2 separate regions of the Homo sapiens genome follow, and region 1 is linked to region 2. The links are chromatin contacts, found by Hi-C in ENCODE. All regions are on one chromosome and are shown on one strand. The core of a region is the stretch at or near the end of the contact, and the rest is flanking DNA. Distances in the headings are between cores, read along the strand shown. Region 1 overlaps PIP5K1B (phosphatidylinositol-4-phosphate 5-kinase type 1 beta). Region 2 has its middle 14 kb from the start of PIP5K1B.

What was found. A loop is a pair of places that touch in the nucleus more often than their neighbours do. Pooled maps may share reads with other maps.
Region 1: a map of GM12878 shows a loop between it and region 2 (2.8-fold over the local background). The contact joins two enhancer-like sites. A Hi-C loop is called at or near these places in 5 of 168 maps with a recorded cell type or tissue (GM12878, OCI-LY7, PC-3 and 2 more), 7 of 37 single-sample maps with no recorded cell type and 10 of 50 pooled maps.

The regions. Positions count from the first base shown.
Region 1 is chr9:68,947,192-68,951,738 of GRCh38, reverse strand. All of the region lies in intron 14 of PIP5K1B (phosphatidylinositol-4-phosphate 5-kinase type 1 beta), which reads right to left. Among named protein-coding and RNA genes, the nearest start is that of PRKACG, 65 kb to the left of the region's middle. RefSeq lists enhancers at 657-1,276, 1,277-1,896, 4,326-4,547. Within about 2 kb of position 1,983, at least 3 of the 41 ENCODE cell types and tissues checked have a DNase peak (open chromatin) inside an H3K27ac peak, as active enhancers do.
Region 2 is chr9:68,688,758-68,693,784 of GRCh38, reverse strand. No RefSeq gene overlaps it. Among named protein-coding and RNA genes, the nearest start is that of PIP5K1B, 14 kb to the left of the region's middle. Within about 2 kb of position 3,569, at least 4 of the 41 ENCODE cell types and tissues checked have a DNase peak (open chromatin) inside an H3K27ac peak, as active enhancers do.

The sequences.
Region 1 (4,547 bases), core at 734-3,233, 260 kb before region 2:
AAAAATAATTTATAAATTTTAAAATCAATCAATACCTTTTTTAATAAATAAAAGGGCTGGATGACATGATGGCCAAAGTTCCCTCTCATCTCCAAAGCTCCGTGATTCTTTCAGGATGAGTTTTACCACTTAGGTTGGAAAGGCAGGAGGGTGAACAGGGAAAAGGCGAAGGCTCGACCGGTTCCCTAAATGAGCTTTGACCTGGCCTTCGAATACCTGGCCTCTCTCCTGTCACAACTCAGTGACCACACAGAAAGCAGCAGGTGAGGGTGGTTGGAATTAGGAGGACACCAACTGAAATGCACTCATACATAAATAAAAGACAAAAAATCTTCTCCCAGACAAAGTGCTTAGTCTGAACCATTCTTCCAGTGTGATGAGAAGCAATGAAAGAAAAGACAGAGAAACTCTACCATTATTTTTTTCCCCATGTAGCCTTCAGGATGAAATTTGCATTATAGCCAAATCCTTCATTTTGAAAACAAATCTGGTCATTTTTAAGTTATTTGTGACCTTCCACACACTAATTTTTAATAGGGCTGGCTGGAAAAATAATGAGCTCCATTACTTCATTACACATGTCACCTTTATTACTTTATCCTTGAAAACAGGTTATTAAATGATTCCATTTTAGATTAATATTATTCTGAATGGAGAGTTTAACATTGTCTCCTAGTTCCCTCCTTACACTTACCTAATTCTCCTGCACCCATAACTATCATGAACTAAATGCAAAGGCAGGTTGTGGTAGAGGCGTTTGGTCTGTCTGTGGGGAGGCTGGGCCAGCTTGGTGCTGTGAAGTGAATGAGTCCTCAGCAGCAGGTTTATGTTAGTGGACTTCCCCAGTGAAATTCCTTCCCTCCCAAATCAACAAGTCATTTAAATTACAGGAGATAAGGCTCACTACTGTGGTGATGACTCCACAGGTAACAGAAGGATTAAACAGAGGATGTCGGGACCAACTTTCTACTTGCCTTGGAAGAAATTGTTTGTTACTCTTCCTGTATGTTTGAAGCATATCAGAGAAACAAAAATGAATCTTGGGATTCTTGCAGACCCCCCAGCTAGAGGACCTCTGGGTGGAGGAGACATGGCCAGAACTGGTAACATGAACCTGGAAGTTCACCTGTTACAGATCCCAGGCCCACACAGGGAACACTACTTTGTACACAACACAAGAGCTAGGCTCAGAAGGCAAATGGAAATACAGTGGTTGGGCCAAAGGGAAACGTCTCGAAGAGAGGCCATGGCAGGGAAGGCAGCTGAATGGGTATGGACAAGCTCCTGGGAAGGGTGCTGCCCTGTGTGAGGCTGCTGGCCAGGGGCTCTCTAGGGTGAGACGAAATTTGCATAAGGCCAGCTTCACCCAAGAGTGCAACTGTCACGTGGACAAAGCAAACAGCAGAGTGAAATGGTCAGGGTGGAGAGGGGGACTCTCAAGGCTCAGAAGGACCAAACTGACCTTTAAGCAAAGAGGGGGAGTCAGTGGAGGCCAAGGAATCTGAAAGAGAATTACCCTGCTTGACTACAGAACCAAGGATCTCTGTAGACTCAGGGAGGTCACGAATAGCTGCTGGGCAGAAATGTATGTTGGCTTCAGGTCAGAGGAACCACACTGGGAAGCAGGTTTGGGGCTGGCTGAAGCATTTCCCAGAGGTGTTGCTAACCTAAAATACCTTTGTTAAATGAAGTTTAGCCTAAAGCTGCCTCCTTACATATTTAAGTTTGGCCTAAAGGTTTTTCTGTACATCGATAACTATACAACAAGCGGAAGTGTAAACCAACCATAGTTTACATTTGTGCCAACCACTGAGTCTTGGCCAATCAGATGTAGCCAACTGTTCGGACCGTGTTCAAATAAGGCAAACGCCGAGCTCTGACCAAGCCAGTAGTTTCTGTGCCTCACTTCGGTTTTCTGCACGCCACTTTCCTTTTGCCGTCCATAAATCTTCTTCCACCACGTGTCGGCGCTGGAGTCTCTCTGAATCTGCTATATGATTCTGGGGGCTGCCCGATTCACATATTGTTCACTGCTCAAGTAAACTCCTTTCAATTTAATTCAGCTGAACTTTTTCTTTTAACACCTTTAAGGCAAAAAGTCACTTTTGCTTAGGGCCTGTCCAGGCATGTCTGAAGTATGAGAAAGGAACTGAGGTCCTGTTCTCCTTACTAGAATCTGAAAACATATCCACTTTGCTATGGTTTTATATTTCTGGCATTACATGTTATGTCCTCTTAATTTCTTCAGAGAGTCCAGCTGTGTCTCAGCTGAACCACAGACAGGTGCTGTTTCACTACTCAGAAAGAACAGAGAGGGGAGAAGAGTTTATTTCCAAAGAACTTTTATATCCTAGTGTGGGTAAGAATTTCTTAAGGAGCTTGCCAAAATGCAGACTTCAGGGCTCCATTTCTAGAGGTAGGTACCCTGATGTAGGAGCTAGTCACACTGAGAAGCATTTCTCTAGAGGCTCCACGAAGGAGGGCAGAGAATTGAAGAGTGTCTACAAAGGTACATCCACTACCAGCAAACCATTCTTCCAGAGACATAGCACTAGTGTTTTAAGTCAAGGGAAATAAAGATGTAGTGTTTTAGTTCCAGAATTAAGAGGCAAAGAATGGATAAAGAAGTCTTTTTTTTTTTGTCAGTTAAAATATTCAAAAATTGGCCAACAGTTTTCCCACTTTTTTTGGCAATATGATTTATCCATAAACTAAATCGATTTAAAAATCTTAGTAACACACAAAAAGTACCCAGAAATATTATCTCACATGAATTCCTCAAAAAATGTGAATGTTCTTTGAATTAATGCTGAATCCTAAATTATTCTTCATATAATGTCAGATATCTGAAAAATTCACTTCAATTTCCTGCCCTGGCAGAAATATATGAGGGATCATTTGAAAAGCTAATCACTTCAGAAGTAATTCTATAATTTGTCAAAAAGGAAAAAAGACATCTGGCAAAATCCAGGTGCAGACTAATGTGATGTAAATCCATGTTTTTTCTTCTATTTTTTTTTTTTCTGGGGGTGGGGAGGAAAAACTAAACTAACAGGCATATTATAAAACTTCTGCAGGTTCCTTTTTTTTTTTGAGGCAAGGTCTCGCCTCTGTTGCCCAGGCTGGAGTGCAGTGGCATGATCACAGCTCACTGAAACCTGGAACTCCTGGATTCAAGCAATCCTCCCATCTTAGCCTCCCAAGTAGCTGGGACTACAGGCACGTGCCACCATGCTCAGATGTGTTTTTTGTTGTTGTTGCTGTTGTTGTTGTAGAAATGAGGTCTTGCTAAGCTGCCCAGGTTGGTCTCGAACTCCTGGGCTCAAGAGATCTTCCTGCCTCACCTCCCACAGTGCTGGGATTAGAGGCATGAGCCATCACTCGCAGCCAGGTTCCAACTTTTTCAGCATGTGCCTCAGCCACAACTGGAGAGAGATGTGACACCACTCAGGTTCACTGGTAATGCTATAATGGTTTTGATTTTTAAAATGGAATATCCTTCTTTCAAGAGACTGAAGAATAAGGAAGGTTTTTGCTTCTCTAAACATGTGGTATCATTTGCTTGATGACTTCATTTCTTGACACTTGGGAAAAGGTGACTAAATCCTTTCTTTACTAAGAATGAAAGAATGTGACCACATTTTCCCCTCATTCTGTGTTTGCTCCAGACTAAGAAAGATTCAGATAAGATGTTGCAGGGGTGGTGGGTTCACAAATGATGTATTGGTAATAAAGCAGAAATGTTTTGTAAGGGCATGGGTGATGGCTATCTGCTCCCAAACTGTGTCACCTGCCTTATCAGAGGGAGTCTCACTTGGGTTCCTCAAGCTTACAAGCCTCTTTGAGGAATTCTCAAACTAAAGATCTATCCCATGTGTCTAGAATTAGCTAAGACATTTCTATGAGTATTTACAACCAGCACAGTACCAGGGAATGCATTACTGATTGTCAGACAGACTTATTGGTAAATACTGGAGTCTCTAATTGCACAGATCATTAAAAAATTTATGGCTACTTTACATAGTACTATTACAATGGCATGAGAATAAATTGGTTCCATGATTACTTCTATAAAAGCCTAAATTGATTCCTGTTCTTGCACTCACACTACCTTTGTAAAGCTTTGACCCTTTCCTCTCTCTCTCTTTTAAAAAAGATCCTGTGTCTATCTAGCTTTTGCTCCATGTGTTGTGGTTGTTTTTATCCTATCTCAACTCTACTTTGCAATGCTGGGGCCCAGAGTTGCAAACGATATCCCATAGGCCTCTTGACTAGGTCCTGTCAGTCAAGGCATTGCAGGAGTTGGATGAGAAGGTGGCAGGAGGACAGAAGCTGCTGGCTTTCTGCTCTCATTTATCTTTCTTCCATTTCAGGGCAGTGTCTCTGGAGGTGGCTATGTTCTTGCACTATCCCAGCTCTTCAGGTAGCATCCTCCGCCACTGTCCCTTCTCCAAGGCGGCAGCAGGTATCGTGGCAGAGCTCATGGTGGGAGCTGCCTCCTGCAGTTATTTACCTGAGTTTCTGGAATTTCCCCCTTCAGTCTTCCA
Region 2 (5,027 bases), core at 2,320-4,819:
CAGGTTTGAAGAAAGGTATGAGAGAAAGGGGAAGAACTGTTAAACACACGCTGAAAGCAAAGAAGGGTTGCCCCGAAAATCTCTCTTGTGAGTTCCTGAAGACTTTTCCTCTGGGAAGCCACGAATTCTGTTGTGATGTCAATAATGCTCTCTGAGGGAAATTCCCTGAAGGGGAAATAGTGATGTCTCTGCCCTGCCCCTGAACCAATATTTATAGACACACCCATAAATATTGTTCAAGAAGAATTTGTGTTGAAAGCCCATGCCTGCAGAAAAGACTGAGTTGTCTCATCTGAACAAACCCCCAACGTAAGACTAAGGTATTATTCCCATTCTCAGCACTGATCTTGCAGGCCCCCATCCTGAGCCTTCCAACAAACTTTCCTCCTGCCTGCAATGCTCTGATATGCCCATTCTACACAGTTTTAAGACCCCTCTTAATTCCTCCCTGTTCCAGGAAGTCTTCACAGGAAGACATTACCACCTCCTGTAATTCCTATAGCACTTAGAATTCACTTGTTCTGCCAACATTTCATAGACACCTGTCTATCTCTCCGTGAAATGGCAGACTCCATGTGGTGAGAAGCCCTGTGTTTTTTAAATTGTTTTTGGAAACTTCATATTACATTAATACTTAACAGAGTGCTTTAAAATACAGCACAAAGTCTTCAAACAATTATTTGTGAAGTTGCTACCTGTTTCTTTCAAAAGAGATCTCTTTTGTCCATGGTTGCTTTAGTGACTGTTAGTGTTTCAAGCATGGATTTGGGAATCAAATATTCTCTCTCACCCTTTTCTTGCAACTTCAGGCAAGTTTCTCAACTTCCTGGAGACCATTTTCTCATTCATTAAGTAGAGATACAAAATATTTCACAGAACTCTAGTAAGGATTAAAACTAGTCATTCTTCACGTGTCAGCTTAAACATTACTTTGTTCAGGATCCCTTTCTTGACACCTCTCCTCACCTCCAAGTTTAAATGAGAAATGTCTCTCTGTGCTTCCAAACACTCTAAACCAGTGCCATCCAACAGAACGTTCAGCAAGAATATTGTTCCATAATCTGTGCTATTTATAGGTAGCCACGAGCCACATGTGCACTTGAAATGTGGTTAATGTGACCGAGGGACTGATGTGTAAGTATTATTTAATTTTAATTGCTTTTAAATAGTCCCATGTGGCTGGTGATGCCCGGACTGGACCGCACAACTCTAAACAATTCCCATTATAGCGCTTGGTTCACGGTTGATTCTCTCCTACAAGATTGAGGTCTGTGATGAAATTCACCTGGACTATGATGCTCCCCATTATATCCATAGCACCTGGGTCAGGGGCTGTTGCACAGTAAGCTCTCAGCACACCAGTTATCATCATCTTCAATGTCATGTTGCCCAACTTTGTATCCCACGGTTTAGCCCAGCACACACTGTAGATGGTTCATCATTGTTTGCTAATTGAGTTAATTGATTTCTAGACTTACAAACAAACCAATAATCTGTTCCTGGACAATATTCAACCAAAGGGGGTTGCATAAATGTCTTTCTACATTACACATTGTATACAGGTATCAAAATATCACACTGTACCGCATAAATGTGTATAATTACTGTGTGTTCATTAAAAACAATTTTAAAATGTCTTTTAAATAATTTCTCTGTGTGCGGCATAGTGGTTAGAAGCCTCTGCCTGGATTCCAACGCTAGCTCCTCCACTTTCCAGCTACATGACCTCTAGTACATAATTTTTTGTGCCTTAGTTTATTAGTCTGTAAAGTGGGGACATGAATGGTCCTGCCTTATTGAGTTGTTTTAAAGATTATGTGTATTGAGGCTTATGACCACCATTTTACAGGCAATAGAGAGAACAAAGGGCTGCAATGAATTACCCTATTAACATTCAAGCTGCAAAATCCAGATTGTAGGGAATGATAGTCAGGAAACTGAGACAGCCACGCTGTGGGCTTTAGGTAGCAAATCTAAGGGCCAAGACACAACTCTGAGTTTGGTCATCTGGAAGCAAGGGAGGAGAAAAAAATATTTGGCATCATTAGCCTTTACAGTAGAGGGAAGCCTCTCAGCTGAGGAAGAAGTGCTGAGTGAGGAGTGGTTGCTGTGTAGCAATTAATAATGTGGGTCCTAAGATTGTTGGTAAAACTCAATTGCAAAGCTGCCTTCAACTTTGTGTGGACTTAAGTGTGGGTAGCATTTTAGCAAAGAGGACCCCGAAGCTTTAAATTCTGCCTGTAGGATGCTGGCATGTCAGGTGCAGGAGATGTGAGTTAATGGTCTCAACTGTTCCAAGAGTAGCAGCTGCAACAAAAGCTCAGCCCTTTCCTCATACAGAAATGAGAGTGTGAAAGTAGTGGGTGGGATAAGAAGAGAATGAAACCACTGGAAAAAAAAAATGCCTTTTTCTGCTGCTCTCAAGAGTTCCCTGGAGAACCCAAAAAGGACAATCTTTGGTTTCATTGCAGACCTTTCTGCCTTTTGTTCCTTGAAGTCCCAGACATACTTTTTTCTGTTTCATGAACATGCCAAACTATTTTATGCTCAAGGTATTTAAACTTGCTGTTCCCTTTGCTGGGAAGGCTCTCAATCTGGGTCTTCCATGGCCATCTTTTTCCCTTTAAGTAAACCTTCGTTCCTACGTTGTCTTCTTCAATAGGACATTCCTGATCATTGCATTGAAAGATTTCCTGTAATAGCCTAACCTTCCCTCTAACACACACACACACACACACACACACACACACACACACACACACACACACACACAGACATCAGTTTTATTCAATGTATTGATACACATGAGTGAAAGGCTTAGAATAGCACATTATAAGTCTTCGGTATTATTAGGTATCATTTTTTCCATAATACCATTTTGTATCTAAATGTATCTTGTATATTTATATACTGATTTTCAATGGTTAGTCTACCCTTCTTTCTTATTAGCTCCCCAAGAGCAGGGACCTTGGCTGTTTTGTACATTTCCATATCTCTAGCACCGAGAATAAAGCCTGGTACTTGCTGGGTGCTCAATAACCATTGTTGAAAGGGTACATTAACTACAGAAAAAAGTATGACACCGGGAAAAAAAGGCTAAAAGATAATCACTGATAATGTTGGGTAGTGAGCTTCAGAGGTTTGTTTTCTTCTCTCTAGCTTTTCACATATTCCAAATTTTTACAAATAGCATGTGTTCTTTTTAATCCTAAAAGAGTTTAATTTTTGCAAAAAGACTTACGTTGGCATGCCATACAAAAATGTCAGTTGATAAATTTCTGCAGGCATGTTGCAGATTACAACCTTTGGATCTGTATACAACCACTTCTTAAATCAGAAGTCTGACGTTCTTCAGGAAGAACTCTCAGCATTATGTCTCTTGGTATAATAAATACAAATGCAGGCCCTACTGAAAGCCCCCTGGGGGGGGTCTGACAAGTCACATTCCATCAGCGGCCACGTACCATGTGACCAGCCACCCGCCTCTTTATCTCTAGCTCCTTAAGTCAGGAGTTTCATTTGGCTCCAGACCTTGGCACTACGAAGGTCAGCCAAGGTCGGGGCTCAAGTAAGAATGACTCACCCTGCTCTGTGCTCTCCACTGGGCACAGGCTGGAGCATGATGAATGCTGTGATTTTCCAGGCTCAACTCCCAGGAGGTGAGGTTCATTCCCTGAAACACTGGACCATGAAAGAAAACCCAGAGCATCCACCAAAGTGTTGTTTAGCATTTAGAAAACAAAAAAGAAGCCTCTACTGTCTGGTCCTATCCAGTGTAGTTCTGAATCAAAGTTGACCACCCAGTATAAACACCACTTTTTAGGCTTGTGCAAAGGGGGTTAATCATGATGCTTTTTAAAAAATAATGATTGTGCAAGATTGCACACACGCACCCAAGTATTAACAATAATACAATAAGCAATTACAATATCAGGGCCAGGTTTTATAAGATTTTTGTATGCCTGATTTACTTTGGAGTCTCTTGCCTTTAAAAACAAACAAACAAACAAACAAACAGAATATTATAGATACAGTAAAACTACTCCCAATTTCACTCCTTTCCTTCCTTCCCAGTGGCACTCAGTAACATAAAGTAACTTTATCATTCCTTTACATGTTTTTATATATCCATATATTCATAAACTTTGTTAAATTTTTTGCCCATTTTAAACCTTTATATAAGTGTTACCTTATCTTATGTATGATTTTGCAACTTTAATTGTTGTTCAGCATTACATTTATGAGATTTATCTTTGTGGATATATGAGATTTATCTTTGTGGATATATATGTGGATACATTTGCTAGTTTTACATGTCAGCGTGGCTAGATCAGTTAATCAGTTAAACACTAGGTGTTTCTGTGAAGGTATTTTGTAGGTGTGATTAAAGCCTGTAATCAATTGGATTTAAGTAAAGAAGATTAGCCTAGATAATCTGAATGGACTTCATTCAATTGGTTGAAAGGCATTAGAAAGGCAATTGAAAGGCATAGCCAAGGATTCCCTGGAGAAGAAGAGATCCCACCTGTGAACCAAGCTTCAGCTTAGGACTGATGGTTCCAGCCTGCCCTTCCTGACAGTCTCCCCTATGGATTTCAGACATGCCTAGCCAGCCTCCACAATCACACACAAGCCAGTTCCTTGGAATAAACCTCTTAATATATATCTCTCACTAGTTCTCTTTCTCTGGTTGGGCTCTGACTGATGCAATATACTTGTCATTTTATTCATTCATTCATTCCTTTAGAGACAGAATCTTGCTTTATCAGGGTGGAGGGCAGTGGCATAATCATAGCTCATTACAGCCTTGACCTCCTGGGCTCAAGCGATTCTCCTGCCTCAGCCTCCCAAATAGCTGGGACTACAGGCTCCCACTACCATGCCTGGCAAAATTTTTTAATGATTTTTAGAGATGGGGTCTCACCATGTTGCCTGGGCTGTGATTTACTTTTTTTGTTTTGCTATGGATCAGGGGTCAGCAAACTTTTCTTATTAAAGGCCAGGCATTAAATATTTTAGGCTCTGTG